Linked DNA regions of Homo sapiens: region 1 is linked to region 2. Evidence: chromatin loops called from intact Hi-C (ENCODE). Cell type or tissue: uterus. All regions are shown on one strand. Each heading gives the region's core, and the rest is flanking DNA. Links, peaks and the distances in the headings are about the cores only.

What was found. Hi-C counts contacts between places; a loop is a spot of excess contacts. Peaks named below come from ENCODE experiments on the same cell type or tissue, not always from the same donor. Only the 100,000 strongest peaks of a DNase experiment are listed, where the experiment ranks them.
Region 1: a loop joins it to region 2, with 5 times the contacts of the local background. A loop is called at or near these places in 15 of 110 quality-filtered maps.

Annotation. Positions count from the first base shown.
Region 1 is chr3:9,952,230-9,961,654 of GRCh38, forward strand. PRRT3-AS1 (PRRT3 antisense RNA 1) reads left to right here. Exons shown (of 4, transcript NR_046734.1): 4 at 2,375-2,558. It overlaps PRRT3 (proline rich transmembrane protein 3), which reads right to left and starts at 179. Exons shown (of 4, transcript NM_207351.5): 1 at 93-179. RefSeq lists a silencer at 1-217. In uterus, for the core only: no CTCF peak of the experiment used is centred there; no DNase peak of the experiment used is centred there.
Region 2 is chr3:10,010,407-10,019,831 of GRCh38, forward strand. It overlaps a transcript of EMC3 not described here, the pseudogene MARK2P2 and the pseudogene CIDECP1. Among named protein-coding and RNA genes, the nearest start is that of FANCD2, 11 kb to the right of the region's middle. RefSeq lists a silencer at 713-942 and an enhancer at 741-1,266. In uterus, for the core only: a CTCF peak has its summit at 596; DNase peaks (open chromatin) are centred at 845, 2,656, 5,175 and 7,556; H3K4me3 peaks cover 639 bases; H3K27ac peaks cover 3,103 bases.

The DNA.
Region 1 (9,425 bases), core at 534-8,533, 58 kb before region 2:
CAGGCCTGGTCGCCTGCGCCCGCGACGGGGGCAGCAGGCCACGCTCCCCGTCGGGGTCCCGCCATCGCCCCCTCCCTGGGCCAGCTCCTCACCTGCGCGCCGCAGCCCCCGTGTTCACCTTGCGCGCGTCCCTGCAGCCGATCGCCGCGCCGCATCCTCCGAGATGCTCAGACTCGGCTAACAGAGCCCGGCGCTGCCGATCGCGAGCCCGCCCACAGGAGCGCAGCCCTGCTTAACTCTTTCCCCTTAGGGGTGGACTCTTCTGTCAACCCTGACTTCCCCTCGCTCAGGGATTGTCAGGGCTCAGAGTGGAACCGAGGTCATCTCTGAGGGATGTGGAAATGTCTTCTGCAGCATCCCTGAAAACGGGGCAGCTAGCCTCTGCTTGCATACCTCATGGGACGGGGAGCTCACTTCCTTTCTATATCCCTACATCCTTTTAGGTAAATCCTACCTACAGCTTGGTATGTATCCTTCAGATTCTTCTCAATGTACAGTTACATGTACATCTTAAATAGAAATGACATCATACTGTATACTTTTTTTTTTTTTTTTTGAGACAGTCTTGCTCTGTCGCCCAGGCTGGAGTGCAGTGGCGTGATCTCGGCTCACTGCAACCTCCGCCTCCCAGGTTCAAGTGGTTCTCCTGCCTCAGCCTCCCTAGTAACCATGCCTGGCTAATTTTTATATTTTTAGTGGAGACAGGGTTTCACCATGTTGGCCAGGGTGGTCTCGAACTCCTGACCTCAGGTGATCAGCCCGCCTCGGACCCCCAAAGTGTTGGGATTACAGGCGTCAGCCACCGTGCCCAGCCACTGTACACATTTCTGTAATTTGTCTTTTTCACTTTCCAATATATTCTGGCACATTTTTCATGTAAATATCTATAGATCTATATCATTTCTTGTATCCACTGTTGAGAATTCCAGCATATGGTCAGCTAGTTATTGTTCTTTATCCTGTCCCCTGTAATTGGACATAGGTTGTTTCTAGCCTTTTGCTCGCAGGGATAATGGAGCAGGGGCCATTCCTTGCTTAACACATCACTGTGCACGTACACTAGTGCACCTACCAGATAATTGCCTAGCCGAGGCATGGTAGTAAAATCTATGGGTCTGCATATGGGGCTGGTAGACACTGTCAAAATGTTCTTGGTCTTTCTTTGAACACCTCTTGATATACTAAACATCCATTATTAGGCTCAATTCCTTAAGGGAAAGCCACACAGGAAATATATGTGGTTATCAAAAATGAGATAGGGCTGGGTGCAGTAGCTCACACCTGTAATCCCAGCACTTTGGGAGGCCTAGAGAGGAGGATCATTTTGAGCCCAGGAGTTCAAGACCAGCATGGGCAAGATGGTGAGACTTTTTTAAATTAAAAAACAAACAAAAAAACAAAAAAACTAGCTGGGCGTGGTGGTACATGCCTGTAGTCCTACCTACTCCAGAGGCTGAGGCCAGAGAATCATTTGAGCCCAAGAGGTCAAGATTGCAGTAAGCTATGGCCACTGGAGTGTCACTGGAGTGCATTGACCACTCTGTCCATTGACCACAAGCTGTGTCACTGGAGTGCAATGACCACTGCACTCCAGCCTGGGCAGTAGAGCGAGACTGACAAAAAAAAAAAAAAAAAAAAAAAAGAAGAAGAAGAAGAAGAAGAAAATTTGGCCTGTATAATGGCTCATGCCTATATTCCCAGCACTTTGGGAGGCCAAGGCTGGAGGACTGCTTGAACCCAGGAGTTCGAGACCAGCCTGGGCAACATGGCAAAACCCCATCTCTACCAAAAAAAAAAAAAAAAAATTAGCCAAGTGTGGTGGTGCGCACCTGGGTCCCAGATACTCAGGAGGGTTATGTGGGAGGATCACTTCAGTCCAGGAGCCAGAGGTTGCAGTGAGCCAAGGTCGCACCACCGCACTCCAGCCTGGGTGACAGAAAGAGACCCAGTATCAAATAAAAAATCAAATTTCACTTAAAAAAGAAAAAGAAAAAATTCTTCCTAGGGCTGAGCTGACATCTCCCTCCCAATGGCTTCCTACCTCTAGCTCTCACAGAAAAGCAATACTCAGGCCCCAGTTGTGTCTGACGTGTTGCAGTTTGAAGAATATTCCATCCCTAATGGCTGGTAAATGGTGGGGCCTGCATTCAGCTGCTTGACTCTGGGAGAGGGTGCAGGCCTTGCCCGTTTCACACATGACCTGACCAGCTCTGTTTTCCTTGTTGGAGCCACTTCAGAATTGTAAAGGCATCTCTCATTTCTCTAGAGTCTTCTTTCTCCAGGACAAACACTCCGAGTTTTTCAGCTGTTCCTTGCAGGACAGGATTCTGGGTTCTCACCATGTGGAATCTCTTCTCTGTTTGCTTCTTACCAGCTCAACAACGCCCCTCTGAAAGTAGGACTCTTGGAAATGAACCTTGTTGGGAGTAAAGCTGAACCTTCACCTCTCCTTTCCAGGATTCTACTCCATTCATACGGCCTCACACTGAATTAATGTTTCTAGCAGCCACATTACTTTGTTACCCAATTGATCTAGTAGTAAAGTCTTCCCATCTCTTCATGTACCACTGGTTTATTGACTCTTAATGTAGGATTCTACATTTGTTTGTTGTTTATCTTGTTAGATCCAGCCTGTTGTTACAATCTTGTAGGAAGTTAACTGGATCCTGATTCTACATATAGCTGATTGACATTTTGGAGGGTTTTGCAATAACCATTTCCCTTCCTGACAGCATCCTAACTTCCTTTGGGGGACCTGTGTCTGTTCCCATGTGGGCAGTCTTGGCCAGAATGCAGTCCTAGGGCCCCCTACAGAAGCTGAGGAGTCTGGATCCTTCCTCTCACTTCCCCTTGTGAACTCGCTGGGAGCCTCCTTTGGAGATGTTGAGATTCCCTCCACAGGCTCAGAGCTGGCCCGGTTCCCTTCCTCAGTTTCTCCTGAGAAGGGCAGGTGTGTGAGTGCCTGACCTCCCAGTCCATGCAGGGCCATCTGGCTGCTTGCTGGCTGCCCTCTTTGGAACCAGGGGCCCCAATCCCATCGCGTTTCTAAACCACCAACCGGCAGGCATTCTGAGATTCCAAACAAATGCAAGAGAGATTAGGATCCCTTTGGCTAGAGGCCAAGGTGAAAGCTGATCCTGCGGAAAGAGGAGACTGGCTGGGGTGGAGGTGAATGTAAGCGGGGAACACGAGGTGCGCAGGTGTGGACGGGGAGTATCTCAGCTCCAGATGGAGCTCCCAGCATCCTTCTGCAGACTCTGGGACGGCGGGGATAAATGGAAGGTGACTCCAAGTATACAAGGGATGGTCAATATCTCCTGTTCACCAAGCACTTGGTCTGCCAAAAACTATGCTACACACCATTATTCTTTTTAAGTCCTCATGACAACCCTAGGTTTTATGTTTTTCATTATACAGCTGGCAAGCTGAAGCTCAGAGAAGTTCAATAACTTGTTAAAGGTCATGCAGCAACTAAGGGGCCAAGCCACAGGCCTGACTTTAGAACTAGTGCTCTTTGTTTTGAGATGGAATCTTGCTTTTGTATTTTTAGTAGAGGCAGGGTTTCGCCATGTTGGCCAGGCTGGTCTCAAACTCTTGGCCTCAAGTGATCAGCCTGCCTCGCCCTCCCAAAGTGCTAGGATTACAGGCATGAGTCACCACGCCTGGCCAGAACCAGTGCTCTTAATAGTAATGACACCCTCCTGCCCCTCTGGAAGAACCTGAGAGAGGAAAGTGGGGGAGAGGGAAACCCCAGGCCTTCCAGGCGGCCCCTACTGTGTTAGGAGTTAATTGAGTCCATGAAAATAGGCCCTCCAGTTTGGATCTCTGTTGACTTCAAACCAACAGAGCTGAAAGTTGTTGTGACTCCCCAAGGAAAGAGTGAGAAAGAAAAGGCAAAGAAGATGGGGCTGGCAATGATGAAATCTCCTGCTTAGACAAAGCCCAGGACAGTTGGTTGGCATTTTCATTCTGGCTGGTTGCTCTGGCAGGCATGAGAAAATAAACAAAAGGGAGAACAGGTGGGAGAAAGTGCAGGCTGGTGAACCTTCTCTGTGCTCTGCCCACTGTCCTGAACTCTGAGGGCACGGGGAGTTATACTCTTTTACCAAACTGGCCAAATTCAGCCTGAAGGGCTCCTGGAGTCTTAGCCTACTCATTCTCAGATTTTAGCTTCCACCAACACCAACTAAACAAACCTGATCTTTTTAAAGAGGTTTTTTGTTTGTTTTTTGAGACAGAGTCTCTCACTTTCACCCAGGCTGGAGGGCAGTGGCACAATCTCAGCTCACTGTAACCTCCGCCTCCTGAGTTCAAGCCGTTTTCCTGCCTCAGCCACCCGAGTAGCTGGGACTACAGGAATGCACCACCAGGCCTGGCTGATTTTTGTATTTTTGGCAGAGATGGGGTTTCACCATGTTGGCCAGGCCGGTCTCAAACTCCTGACCTCAAGTGATCTGCCTGCCTTGGCCTCCCAAAGTGCTGGGATTACAGGCGTGAGCCACCACACCTGGCCAAGAGTTATTTATTTTTTTTGTGTGTGAAATCTGATGCCACTTTAAAATCAGCAGATCCTTACCCCATTCCCTTTCACTCTCAATTCCCACTTTCTGGAAGTAATTATTGTCAAGTCTTTCTGGTACTTCTGGTTATTTCTTCTGGTATTTATCCTATTTTCACATCAGATTTATGCGGCTAATGTTAATTATTTTCAGTTTTGGGGGTTAATCTATTGACTACTATGAAGATAATATGAAAATGTAGTTCTTCTATTACTTTCCATATTTTTCTGTAGTTTTTTGGTATCATTATTCTGCATTTACAATACTAGAACTGTGAAACAAGTATTCAAGCTGATTCAAGAAGTGTGCTGTGAGGATAATAATTCCCTCTCCAGACATTGTTTCTCCTGCAGTAAGTACTGCTTGGTTTTTCATTTGCTTAATTTTCCATGCATCTATCACTAATTCATTCCCCTTAATCTTTCCTTAAAGTGAAAAACAATTGAAAGATTTAATTTCCCATTCAGATAACATTTTCAGAGATTCACAGAATTCTACAGAGACAACAAACAACATGGTTTCTTCGACAGATGAATGTCTTGAAAAAAAAGGGAGGGAGGGAAAACTGTTACATAAGAGATTTAAGAGATATAGCAACCAAATGCCACGTGGGGGCCTCGTTGGGAGCCTCAGTCAAATAAATCCACTGTGGAAAAGACATTTTAAGACAATTAGGGAAATATGAACACAGATTGAGTCTTAGGACATATTAAGGTATAAGCATGTTTGCATCGGGTGAAATAATGGCCTTGTGGGTTATGTGTAAAAAATTCCATATCTGTTATGATACCTACGACTTATGTGTGAAATGACATACTTGTGATTTACTTTGAAAATATCCAACTTCCCTGCTCCCTCCCCTCCCACAAAAAAGTGATTTTGGGAGATACATTAAAAAATTCTGGGCCAGGGGCAGTGGCTCACGCCTGTAGTCCCAGCACTTTGGGAGGCCAAGTCAGGTGAATCACCTGAGGTCAGGAGTTCGAGACCAGCCTGGCCAACATGGTGAAACCCCGTCTCTACTAAAAATCCAAAAATTAGCCAGATGCAGTGGTGCACGCCTATAATCCCAGCTACTCGGGAGGCTGAGGCACGAGAATCGCTTGAACCCGGGAGGCAGAGGTTGCAGTGAGCCAAGATCGTGCCACTGCACGCCAGCCTGGGTGACAGAGCAAGATTCTGTCTCAAAAAAAAAAAAAAATTCTGGTAAAATAGTGATAATTACTTTATTATTATTTATTTATCGTTTTGAGACAGGGTCTCGCTCTGTCTTCCAGGCTGGAGTGCAGTGGTGCAATGATGGCTCACTGCAGCCTTGACCTCCTGGGCTCAAGCAATCCTTCCACCTCATCCTCCTCGGTAGCTGGGACTACAGGCATGTGCCACCATGCCTGGCTGATTTTTTTTTTCATTTTCTTGTGAGGCCTCACTATGTTGCCTAAACTGGTCTCCAACTCCCAGGCTCAAGTGATCCTCCCGCCTCACCCTCCCAAAGTACTTGGAATGCAGGCATGAGACATTGTGCCTAACCTATTTTACTGTTTTAGAGACAGGGTCTCAATCTGTTGCCCAGGCTGGAGTGCAGTGGCACAGTCATGGCTCACTGTAATCTTCAACTTCTGGGCTCAAGCAACCACCCACCTGCCTCAGGCTCCTGAGTAGCTGGGACTACAGGCATACGCCACCATGCCCAGATAACTTTATTTTTTGTAGAGACAGGGTCTTGCTATGTTGCCGGGCCAGTCTTGAACTCCTGGCCTCAAGCAATCCTCCCACCTCAGCCTCCTAAAGTGCAAGGATTACGGGCGTGAGCCACTGCACCTGGTCAGTACTTTATTCTTTTTACTGCTGAATAATACGCCATTGTATGGCTATACCATATTTCATTTATCCATCTGTTAGCTGATAGACATTTGGGTTGTTTCCCACCTTGTGGCTACTATGAATATTCATGTATACATAATTGTGTAGACATGTTTTCTTTTTCTTCTTTCTTTTTTTTTTTTTTTTTTTGAGACAGAGTCTCGCTTTGTGGCCCAGTCGGTAGCCCAGGCTGGAGTGCAGTAGTGCGATCTCAGCTCACTGCAACCTCTGGCTCTCATGTTCAAGCAATTCTCCTGCCTCAGCCTCCTGAGTAGCTGGGACTACAGGAGGCTCGATCCACCTGCCTTGGTCTCCTAAAGTGCTGGAATTACAGGCATGAGCCAACGCACCTGATCTGGACATATGTTTTCTTTTCTTTTTTTTTTGAGATGGAGTCTCACCCTGTTGCCTAGACTGGAGTGCAATGGCATGATCCTGGCTCACTGCAACCTCCACCTCCCAGGTTCAAGCGATTCTCCTGCCTCAGCCTCCCGAGTAGCTGGGATTACAGTGGCGCGCCATCACGCCCAGCTAATTTTTGTATTTTTAGTAGAGACGGGGTTTCACCATGTTGGTCAGGCTGGTCTCGAACTCCTGACCTCGTGATCCGCCTGCCTCGGCCTCCCAAAGTGCTGGGATTACCGGCATGAGCCATTATGCCCGGCCAGTATGTTTTCACTTCTCTTGGGTATATATCTATTTAGGAGTGGAACTGCTGAGTCATATGGAAATTTTACATTAAAACTTTTGAGGACCTGCCAGACTTTTCCAAAGTAGCCTTGTGACTGGTGGGGAGACTGAGGCCCAAAGAGGGAAACTGTCTTCTGCAAAGCAACACAGTGAGTGTGAGAAAGCAGGAGCTAATCATGGACATGACTTCAATGCTGCGCCTTCTCCTCTGACCGCATTACCATCTCACTCTCACTCCAGTGCTCTCCATACCCACTTCTGCCCCTCCATTCCATTCCTTGCCCAGCAGCAAATCCCTTCACACCAGTCCCTACAAAGGCTTCCTGCTGCCATCATCAGGATGAAGTTCCGCCTCTGAGGGATGACTTATAAGCTCCTCTGCCATCTGGCCCTAGTGCTGCCTCCTCATCTTGTCTTCTGAAGCAGTTTTAGTGAGCTATAATTCGCACCCCACCCCATTCACCCGTTTTAAGTGTACAATCCAAATGTTTATCAGTCCTTTCATACTCTACACTGCAGGGTCATGCAGGTCTTGTTTCAGTTCCATGAAAACACCAACATCTTTGCTTCTGAGACTTTGTGCACACCGTTACCTCTGTTTAGAACAGTCTGTATATTTTTTTCTGGCAAGTTCCTCATGATCTTTCACATCTTAGTTGAGATGTTTCTGCTGGGAAGCCTTCCCTGAGCATTCGGGTTGACTGGATGACCTGCAGGATGTTCCCATGGCCTCCCTAGGATCGTCCCTGTCACAGCATGTACTATAGTAGTCTGAGGTTTTTTGGTTTTTGTTTTTTTTTTGAGATGGAGTCTCACTCTATCGCCCGGGCTGGAGTGCAGTGGCGCAATCTCGGCTCACTGCAAGCTCCACCTCCTGGGTTCACGCCATTCTCCTGCCTCAGCCTCCAAAGTAGCTGGGCCTACAGGCACCCGCCACCATGCCCGGCTAATTTTTTTGTATTTTTTAGTGGAGAGAGGGTTTCACCGTGTTAGCCAGGTTGGTCTAGCAGTCTGAGTTTTTAAGGTCTGTGACTGTGTCTTGTTCATATGCAGTGCCTGGCAACACTCAATTCACTATTGGTTGAATGAACAGAAAGATCTGAAAATATCTAGCATGGCCCTGAGCACACTGTAGAAATCCTGCAAATGTTTGCAGACCGCAATTACTTCCAAGGACAGGGACAGCACCTCCTGTTGGGAACATTCCAGATGGTTTGGATGATTAAAGGTAAGATAAGATATTTTTTGTCTGGTACCCATGCCACTTCTTCAGGCAACAGCATCCCAGTTTTCCTTTGGGGAATCACTCTTATTATACCTTCAGTTCTTATAGTTTATGAGAAGCTAAGCAGTTCCTGGAATTTGCAGTTGACTTAAGGCAGATGAGTTAAGATGCAACCCTAACTTTTCCTAGATTTTTTAAAAAGGGGTGCTTTCTTTTCACTAGGATTACTAATCTCGTGCCTCTATAAGAAAACTAACTGTCTAAGAAGCAGACTTGAGAAAGCAACTGAGTCCTGATGATATCATGAGAGGCCCTGGACCCAGCTGTGCCTGAAGCCAACCACCAGACATTTTAGTTATTGAGTCAATTTCCATTCCTTTTTAATTGCTTGAGTTCAGCTTGTCACCTGCAACTGCAATATTCCTAATCCAGTTAGTAACCCTCTTTCACATACACACATACCCATCACACACCTTACAGACCAAACAGAGGAATCGAGCTGACTTTTGTCCCTAAGCACGGGTTTACCTACTCACCTCAAATCTAAATTGTATTTTTCTGAGTTGTGTTGTGCAGTTGACTGTCAATATTTAGCTTTCCTTGTACGGTACTTTCTATACCAAGCTTGTCTGGCCTGTAGGCTGCATGCCGCCCAGGACAGCTTGGTATGGGGCCCAACACAAATTCATAAACTTTCTTAAAACATTGTTTTTTGTTTGTTTTGTAGCTTATCAGCTATCGTCAGTGTTAGTGTATTTTATGTGTGGCCCAAGACAATTCTTATTCCAGTGTGGCCCAGGGAGGCCAAAGGATTGGACACCCCTGTTCTATTCCATGATCAGCAAGTAGACATTTGCGGTGTCCTAAGTAGTATCAGGTGATAAGTCAAGGTGGATGGAAGAGATGCAATTCTCATTTATAGCCTGGCCCAAATTGAACTCCAAGAAACACACACAATAAGCACTGCTCCCTAAGCCTGTGCGCTGTTCTGGAAAGAGCCTACTAAAACAACCTTGGCTTTTCTTTTTGACTCGCTGATGCCAAGGACAGGTCTGTGCATTTACTACCAGTACAATGGGACAGGAAAG
Region 2 (9,425 bases), core at 490-8,489:
AAAAAAAAAAAAACTTTCACAGGCCTTGATCATCCCTTTTGTCAATCTAGTTAATGTCACCTCCTCAGAGAAGCCCTCCCTGAGCACCCCATCTGCAGTAGGTCACCCCCATCTTCCACCATCACTTTTCCTGGTGTTTCCGTCATAGCCCCCACCTCTATGGGGAGTTTTCTGCACTGATAGACTAGACTCCCTCCCCCACTCAGTGGCCAGCGTGTCTGTCTTCTCTGTCCCTGCACACAGCAAATGCTCAATGTTCACTTGTTGGCATGAATGAAACAGGAAGGCCCCTGAGGTGCTAGGACTGGGAGCCCTTCACCCCAGGTGAGGAAGGAGCCTTAGGGGGAGAGGACCCGAGTTAGTGCCCCCTCCCCACCCTGAGGGTCAGCCCGGGGCAGGGCTGGTCACTGCGCCTTGAGGAGCCTCTCCCCTATGCCCTTGATGGGTGGCCCGCAGGGGACGCGGCCGCACTCGGTCACCTGTGGTCCTGGAGCAGCCGCGCCCGGCGGGCGGCACTTAACGAAGGACAAACTCCAAAACCCAGGCCTCCAAAGGACCCATGGGAAGATCCGGGGGCTCAGGGGAGTGACCCCAAGCTGCGGGGGGTGACCCTCACCTGAGGCCTCTGGAGGCGCTGAGTGGGCCGGAAGCCGCGGGAGCCGCGGGACCCGCAGAGAGTGCCCGCCTGTGTTGGGGCAGCAGCGCCTGGAAGGAGGCGGCCCCGGCCGCCCGCAGAGCTCCGCCTCCCAGGCCGCGCTCTGTGTCTTTGTCCAGGCTGGGAGGGGCCGATGGCCGTTAAAAGCCCCGCCCGCCGCCGCTCGCCGCCGCCTGGCCCCACCCCCGTATCCATGGAGACCCGACGCCGCCGGACTGCCTGTCAGCTGCAGCTCGGTAGCCTGGGGCCCGCCCCGTTCGCCCGGTCTGTCTTCCGCGGGCCATGCTACCCAAGCTGACTCCGACTGGAGTCACTGGGATACCTGTCCACGCCTCCTCTCCTGGGCCACTTCCCTGCGGGGCGGGCAGTAGGGCAGGGCGGGGTGGGAATCTGTTGTACTCAGGGAAGGGAATTGCCCCCAGGCCCAGAGAGTTTGGAGCCTGGGGTACTGCCACCAACAGCCCAGAACTCTCCCAGCTGGGCACCACCCCCCCACACCCGCCGCCAGAGTCTTCCTGCAGCAAGGCTCTCTTCAGGAGGGGCTGTGAATGTTTCCCCGGGGTGGGGCTAAGCCAGAGCCCAGAGGTTAGCCCCTGGGGCACGGATCCCCCAGGTCACTCACTTCCCACGGGCTGCAGTGAAGGAGGCTCTGAGGGGAGGATGGCCGGTTTTTCCCCTGCAAGGGAAGGCATTCCTGCTCTGGGGACTGCCTCCCTCTCCCTCTTCTGCCAGCCACCGCAGAAACTTGGCCAAGCTGACCACTCTGTCAGTGATCTCTGCCAGGGAGGCTGAAAAACATCCAGCCCCACCCGTGGTCCCTTCCTGCCTCAGGCTATGTGACAGTATGACTGCCCACCTATTTCTTCGTTTCCACTGGAAACACTAGTAAAACAATTCCTCAGCCTCGACCCCAGGGAGTGGCCCCCACTAAACCAGCTGACGTGGGACCCCTGGGTCAATGCTGGCCAGAAGACACTGCTGACACCATACAGAGACCCTGGACACCTATGCCCCCTACAACCCTGGTAATGGTGGCCATGGGATTCCAAGCAGCACACATCTCGGAATCAATATTCTCCCCAACAAAAAATACATATGTGATTATCCCATGGCCACGTACCTAATCCTGGGGTAGAGAAAAGTACAGAGGAGGAAGCGCTCCATCATTGGAGCACAGCCCTTCCTCCTGGGGGTCCCACCTGTTCTTCCCCATCTGACAAAGTCTGCCTTCCTTGTGGAACCAAAGAGGGCTCAAAGGGAGCCAGCTGTTCCCACTTTTAATTTTTGACTGCCCAAGGACGGCGAGAAGTGAAGGCAGAAGACCACCATTCCTGCTCAGAACTCTTCCTGGGCTGGGGGTACCAGTGCCCTGCCATGGACATATGGGGCCTTGGCGTCATACTCTACCATATGGTGGCCGGGGCCCTACCCTTCTATTCAGGGAACACGATGGACCTCAAGAATCAAATTTTCACAGGAAGCTACCACGCCTCACCATTTTTTTTCCCTTCAACTTGAAAGATTCATTCAAAAGTTACTAACACTAGAACCCAGGGAGTGGCCCCCACTGAAAGAAGTTTTGAGGGACTGGTGGGTGAACTGTGGTTAGGAGATGCCACGGACAACATACAAAGAGCCATGAGCCAACATACCACCCAGCTCATGGTGGCCATGGGATTCCAGGCCAAGAACATCTCTGTGCCAATCAAAGAAAAAGCGTTTCACTATCCTATGGCCACCTACCTCATTTTAGAACAAACAAAAGAAGCAGTCCACCATCAGACCATGGTCCCTTCCTCCTGGGGTTCCCACCTGTCCTTCTCTATCCACTGAAGTTTCCACCTTCTCTCTCCCACTGAAGCAGGCTCACAGCGAGCCAGCTTGTCCCATATTCAGCATTCAGCAGAAGACCACTGTTCCTGCCAGTGCCCCTGCCAGCCTGCAGAGGAAGCCGGACAGTTTTGGCAAAGCCCCCCAGCGTGACGCTGTGGCCTCTACCTCCACCCACACCACCAGCAGCAGTGGCAGAGACCCAGAAACGTCCCTTGCCCAGCGACAATCATCACAGGAAGCCAGTGTTGTCCAAGCTGGACAGCCTGAGGCTGTGACATCAGCCTAGCCAACAAGAAACTGGGGCTGCCGCAGCCGGACGCAGTGGCTCATGCCTGTAATCCCAGCACTTTGGGAGGCCAAGGCGGGAGGATCACGAGGTCAGGAAATCGAGACCATCCTGGCTAACATGGTGAAACTCCATCTCTACTAAAAATACAAAAAATTAGCCAGGCTTGGTGGCGGGCACCTATAGTCCCAGCTACTCAGAAGGCTGAGGCAGGAGAGTGGCGTGAACCTGGGAGGTGGAGTTTGCAGTGAGCCGAGATTGTGCCACTGCACTCCAGCCTGGGGGACAGAGTGAGACTCCGTCTCAAAAAAAAAAAAAAAAAAAAAGAAAAGAAAAGAAACTGGGGCTGCCACAGGGCTGCCGGAGGACGCATCTTTCACTTCTATTAAGATTTTGCTGCATGTGTCCACCGAAGAAAAGGAGGAATAAGATTGCTCCAACATAGTTGCACAGATGAAGACAAAAATCAGCTAGGTGGGGTGGTGAAGCCTCACTTCTTGCATTTTACTATTTACTATTTATTCTGTCTCTTTTTTTTTTTTTTTTTGAGGCAGAGTCTCGCTCTGTCGCCCAGGCTGGAGTGCAGTGGCACAATCTTGGCTCACTGCAAGCTCCGCCTCCCGAGTTCACACCATTCTCCTGCCTCAGCCTCCCGAGTAGCTGGGACTACAGGCGCCCACCACCACGCCAGGCTAATTTTTGTATTTTTAGTAGAGATGGGGTTTCACCATGTTAGCCAGGATGGTCTCGATCTCCTGACCTCGTGATCTGCCCACCTCGGCCTCCCAAAGTGCTGGGATTACAGGCGTGAGCCACCGCGCCCGGCCAATTTCTTAGTCATATTTACATCCTTCTGTGTTTCTGAAAGTACACACAAAAACAAGATGGTGTTTGCTTCTGAAGGAATCAGATGGGGTTAGATGAGTAATTATGTTTACCCTTTGGAACAGCTTAAATGTTTTACCTTGCTGATATATTTCTTCTTCACACACACATACACACACACACACACAGTTTAAAAATCTAAGCCAGATATAAAAGACTATATGATTCATAATTTTCTAAATACTTTTTTTAATTTACAAAAATAGAAATAAAAATTTTTAAGATATATCATTCTATTTACATGACATTTTAGAAAAGTCTATTTACATGACTATAAAGGGACAGATGGCAGCTTTCTGGTTTGCCAGAAATGGTGGTTACATAACTGTATAAATTTGCCAAAACTTATTGAAAGACATACTTGTAAATAATACATTTTATTGTACATAAATTATGTCAATAAACAATGTTTTCAAAATATCAGTTATTGAAATGATGTGCACAGGCCAGGCATGATGGTTCACACCTGTAATCCCAGCACTTTGGGAATCCAAGGCACTTTGAGAAGCCGAGGCGGGCAGATCTTTTGAGGCCAGAAGTTCGAGACCAGCCTGGCTAAGTGAAACCCCAACTCTACTAAAAATACAAACATTAGCCCAGCATGGTGGTGCACAGTCCCAGCTACCTGGAAGGCTGAGGCACAAGAATCTCTTGAGCCTGAGAGGCGGAGGTTGCAGTGAGCCGAGATCATGCCACTGCACTCCAGCCTGGGCAACAGAGCAAGACTCCATCTCAAATAAAATAGAATTACGTGCACAAGAGCCGGGTGTGGTGTCTCACGCCTGTAATCCCAGCACTTTCGGAGGCTGAGGCAGGTGGATCACCTGAGGTCAGGAGTTTGAGACCAGCCTGGCCAATATGGCGAAACCCCATCTCTATGAAAAATATAAAAATTACCTGGGCGTGGTGGTGGGTGCCTGTAATCCCAGCTACTTGGGAGGCTGAGGCAGAAGAATTGCTTGAACCCAGCAGGCAGAGGTTGCAGTGAGCTGAGATCGTGCCACTGCACTCCAGCCTGGGTGACAAGAGTGAGACTCTGTCTCAAAGAAAAGAAACAAAAAATTATGTACACAAATATGGACAGCACTGGCAAGAAGTGTGGCAAAAACACATGTGGTTCTCTTGTTTTGGGCTCAGACATGTGGCTGTGCCATTACAGACCCCCGGGATTTAGAATCCTCCTTCTGAAAGGCGTCCTGTGCACTCGTGAGCACCAGCCTGAACAGATGAAAAGGCTGAGCTGGAGGGGCTGGGACACAGCCCACCTTGACGACAGCTGCTCCTGGCTGTGCGGGGGGGTCTCCAGGAAAGGCCATTCTCCCACTAGGATCGCCAGGCCCTACTGAGGCTCAAGCTCCTTTGCTGTTTGGAATCTTCCCTCCCCAGCCCCCCAGCCTCATCAAAGGCTGCCTTTTCCTGTTCACTGACCACAGCTGCTTTGACTCCATTAGCCTCGAGCTCCTGGAAGAAAAGGAAGAACGTTGTTTTCCCTGGGCTCAATGCCAAGAGACCGTGGGCAGTTGCTCAAGATTCACTTGTGAAACTCCGGATCCCAGGAGGAGGGAAGCTTGGGACAAATACCGAGCCTCCCACCCCCACTCCAACTCTGTTACTGAGCACTTTACGGAAGGAGCACGTAGGCCCCGCCACAGCTTCGGCAAGGGTGGACTGGGATAGATTCTGTGCTAATACAAACATCAGGCCTCCCTGCCAGACGGCCCACCCCATGGAGCCAGCCTGACACCAGGCCAGCCTCCAGCCACAACTGCAAGAGAAGGAGAGCCCAGAATAGCAGGCCCTCTTCAGTGAGCTTCAGCAGCTTCACCCACAGGTTGCAGGGTTTGGGTCCGCTGCCAGAAATAGCTCCCAGACCATCTTTGGTAATACAGACCTTTGCCTTAGTATTTACTACATCCAAATAGGCTTTATAGTAAGAGTTGTAAAACGATTGGTTTTGTTTTATTTTTCGTTTTTTTTTTGTTTGTTTGTGTTTTTTTTTTGAGACGGAGTCTCACTCTGTCGTCCAGGCTAGAGTGCAATGGCACGATCTTGGCTCACTGCAACCTATGCCTCCCAGGTTTAAGCAATTCTCCTGCCTCAGCCTCCCAAATAGCTGGGATTACAGATGCCTACAAGCATGCCTGGTTAATTTTTTGTATTTTAGTAGAGAGAGGGTTTGGCCATGTTGGCCAGGCTGGTCTCCAGCTGCTGACCTCAGGTAATCCACCTGCCTTGGCCTCCCAAAGTGCTGGGATTACAGGCATGAGCCAGCACGCCCAGCCTAAATTCAGCCTTTCATGCTTGTCTTGAGTTGTCCAATATTGGAAAATGCCAGCTCACACTGATGAGAAGCTCCTACTCTTTGGGGCTACCTATGAGCCCACTTTGAAATCCCGAGGTTGAAAGTCCTGAACATGAAAGATAAGCTGTCTGGCAAGTTAGGATGGGCATTGACGGGGAAATGCCTTACAGCTTGAGTAGTACTTTTTCACCTAACCACTTAAATGGTTATTATAAAACGGGACACTGAGAAATTAGAAGAGTGACTTAATCCCACCTGCTCAATTGAAGCTCCTCTGATAGGTGAATTTAATTAGGAAATTGTTACTTATGGTATCAATTACATGGTCAGCTCAAGCCTCAAATTTAGCCGACTTTAGTTTCAAAATCAAATGCAATTTTTTTTTTTTTTTTGAGACAGAGTCTCGCTCTGTCGCCCAGGCTGGAGTGCAGTAGTGCGATCTCGCCTCACTGTAAGCTCCGCCTCCTGGGTTCACGCCATTCTCCTGCCTCAGCCTCTCCGAGTAGCTGGGACTACAGGCACCCGCCACCACGCCTGGCTAATTTTTTTTTTGTATTTTTAGTAGAGACAGGGTTTCACTGTGGTCTCGATCTCCCAACCTCGTGATCCGCCCGCCTGGGCCTCCCAAAGTGCTGGGATTACAGGCGTGAGCCACTGCACCCGGCCTGCAAATTTTTTTTTTTTTTTTTTTTTTATACTTTAAGTTTTAGGGTACATGTGCACAATGTGCAGGTTAGTTACCTATGTATACATGTGACATGCTGGTGCGCTGCACCCACTAACTCGTCATCTAGCACTAGGTATATCTCCCAATGCTATCCCTCCCCCCTCCCCCCACCCCTGCAATTTTGTTTTTTAAAGAGCCTGGGCTCTTGCTATTGTGCCCCGGGCTGGCCTTGAACTCCTGGTCTCAAGGGATGCTCCCACCACAGCCTGCTGAGTAGCTGGGACTGCAGGCACGTGTCACTGTGCTCAGCTTTTTTTTTTTTTCCCCCCTTTGGTAGAAAAACTATTATTTGTAATCTTATGTTATGGAGAATAGTTTGACAACAGATTCATCTCTTCCTTTAGCCCTCTCCAACCTTCCAGCTAGAACCCCACCCCAAAGAACACAGGCAAAGATACATCAGCATCAATAATTTATTGCAAACTCCCTAATATCACATGCTAGTATGCTTGCGAATTCACTCACGAATGTTCTGGGATGGGGGCCAGAAGGTAGAGAGCACCATGAAAGTACAGCCTGTGAGGCCGGACTGCTGAGGGGCAGACTTCATGCCAATGGAGGGACAGACTTCAGGACCAGTCTGGATGGGCTAAGCTACCTTGGGCAGGAAGGAGCTGGGCCAGGCCAGGAGCCTGAGGTTCTCCTTTGGCCAACCCATCCCAGGTTTCCAGCCCCTCCTCCTCACTCAGGGTCCTGTGTGGTGAGGGAGGTGTCGGGAGGTTAGCGGCTCTACAGCTGCCAGGCTTGTGGCCACTACCAGTTGAGCGTGGGGCCCCTAGTCTAGTCCTTCACTGGGGAAAGCTAGGGCTTGGGCTTTCACTGCAGTATCTTCAGACAGGTCGGGATGAGGGATGAGGCCTTGCCCTTGGGGGGATGCCCGTCCTCTGTGGCATCGAGGAGCTGCTGCAGGTAACAGGAGGTGAAGCAGCACGTGGCCCGTGGCTTGCATGCTGAAAAGGGCCCAGTGGAGAGCTTCCCTGGGTGGAATGAGAGGGCACGCAAGTCAAAACCACGAAGTAGGTTGGGCGTAGTGGCTCATGCCTGTAATCCTAACACTTTGGGAGGCCGTGGTGGGTGAGTCACCTGAGGTCAGGAGTTTGAGACCAGTGTGGCCAACATGGTAAAACCCTGTCCCTACTAAAAACACAAAAATTAGTCAGGCCTGCTGGTGGGCGCCTATAATTCCAGCTACTTGAGAGCCTGAGGCAGGAGAATCGCTTGAACCCAGGAGGCGGAGGTTGCAGTGAGCTGAGATGATGCCACTGCACTCCAGCCTGGGTGACAGAGCAAGACTCTGTCTCAAAAAAACAAAACAAAACAAACAAACAAAAAAACCACCACCATCACCAACAACAACAAAACAAAGCTGGGCTCAGTGGCTCACGCCTGTAATCCTAGCACTTTAGGAGGCTGAGGCGGGCAGATCACTTGAGGTCAGGAGTTTGAGACCAGCCTGGCCAACATGGTGAAACCCCGTCTCTACTAAAAAATACAAATAAATTAGCCAGGTGAGGTGGCACACAGCTGTAATCTCAGCTACTTGGGAAGCTGAGGCATGAGAATCGCTTGAACCCGGGAGACAGAGGTTGAAGTGAGCTGAGATTGCACCACTGCGCTCCAGCCTGGGCAACAGAGCGTCTCAAAAACAAGTAAGAATAAAACATAAGTGTACACCTCCCTACAACCCATTATTCCCATGTTGGCCTGGAAGGGATTGGTTTCATTATGTTTGTTTTCTTCATTAATAACATTTGAATACCACTGAGGTGGTAGCACTAAAAGCATTTCATCAATTCTAGAGCAATGTGCAAATAGGAACAGATGCTGCAGATGGGATCAGGATTAGGGCGAGGACCTGCAATTCCACCTTAACTGAGATGCCCGGAACCTCCCTACTTTCTCATGCAAAACCCCAGCTCATTTCATATGGCTTTCTATTTTTCTACTACTACTTTGGTCCAGCCAGATTAATCTCCATAATGTGGCTCTGCCCTTGAGACACTCTGTTCTAGACTCTGAGGCCTTTCTAAGTCACCTGCAGTCTAGCTCATGTTCAGAGTGCTGGACATGAAGACATCCATGCCTGGCATGAGCATGTACTGAGAACTGAACCTGAATCAGGCAGGCCTAAGTCCTAATCCAGTCTTATTAGCTGGGTGAACTTCAGCAAACTGCTCTAGTTTTGAGCTTCAGCTCCCTCATGGGTAAAATGGGATTGCACCTGCCACCCAGGGTCATAAGGCTGAAATAGCATAAAGCAATTAACGTGGGGTTGGATATTTGAAAAGTAGGGGAAATGGGGAAGCGGGGGCAGGTTCAAGAGCAGCTGGTTGAATGCTAGACAACTTTGGCTAGGTGCACTGGCTCAGGCCTATAATTCCAGCATTTTGGGAGGCCGAGGAGGATGGCTTGAGGCCAGGAGTTTGAGACCAGCCTGGTCTAGTGAGACCTTGTCTCTACAAAAGTATTAAAGAACTAGCCAAGCATGGTAGCACACACTTGTGCTACTCAGGAGGATCACTTGAGCCTACGAGGTTAAGGCTGCAGTGAGCCATGATTGCACCACTGCACTGTAGCCTAGATGACAGAGTGAGACGCTGTCTCTAAAAAAATATAAAGAATGCTAGATAATTTTAATCAAATTCTTACCAAATCTGTTTGAAAGGGGAATGTGAGGGTCACTCGAGGTGTCTAGTCCTAAGTGAGATAGGGGAGTGGAAAATAAAAGGCAAAGAAA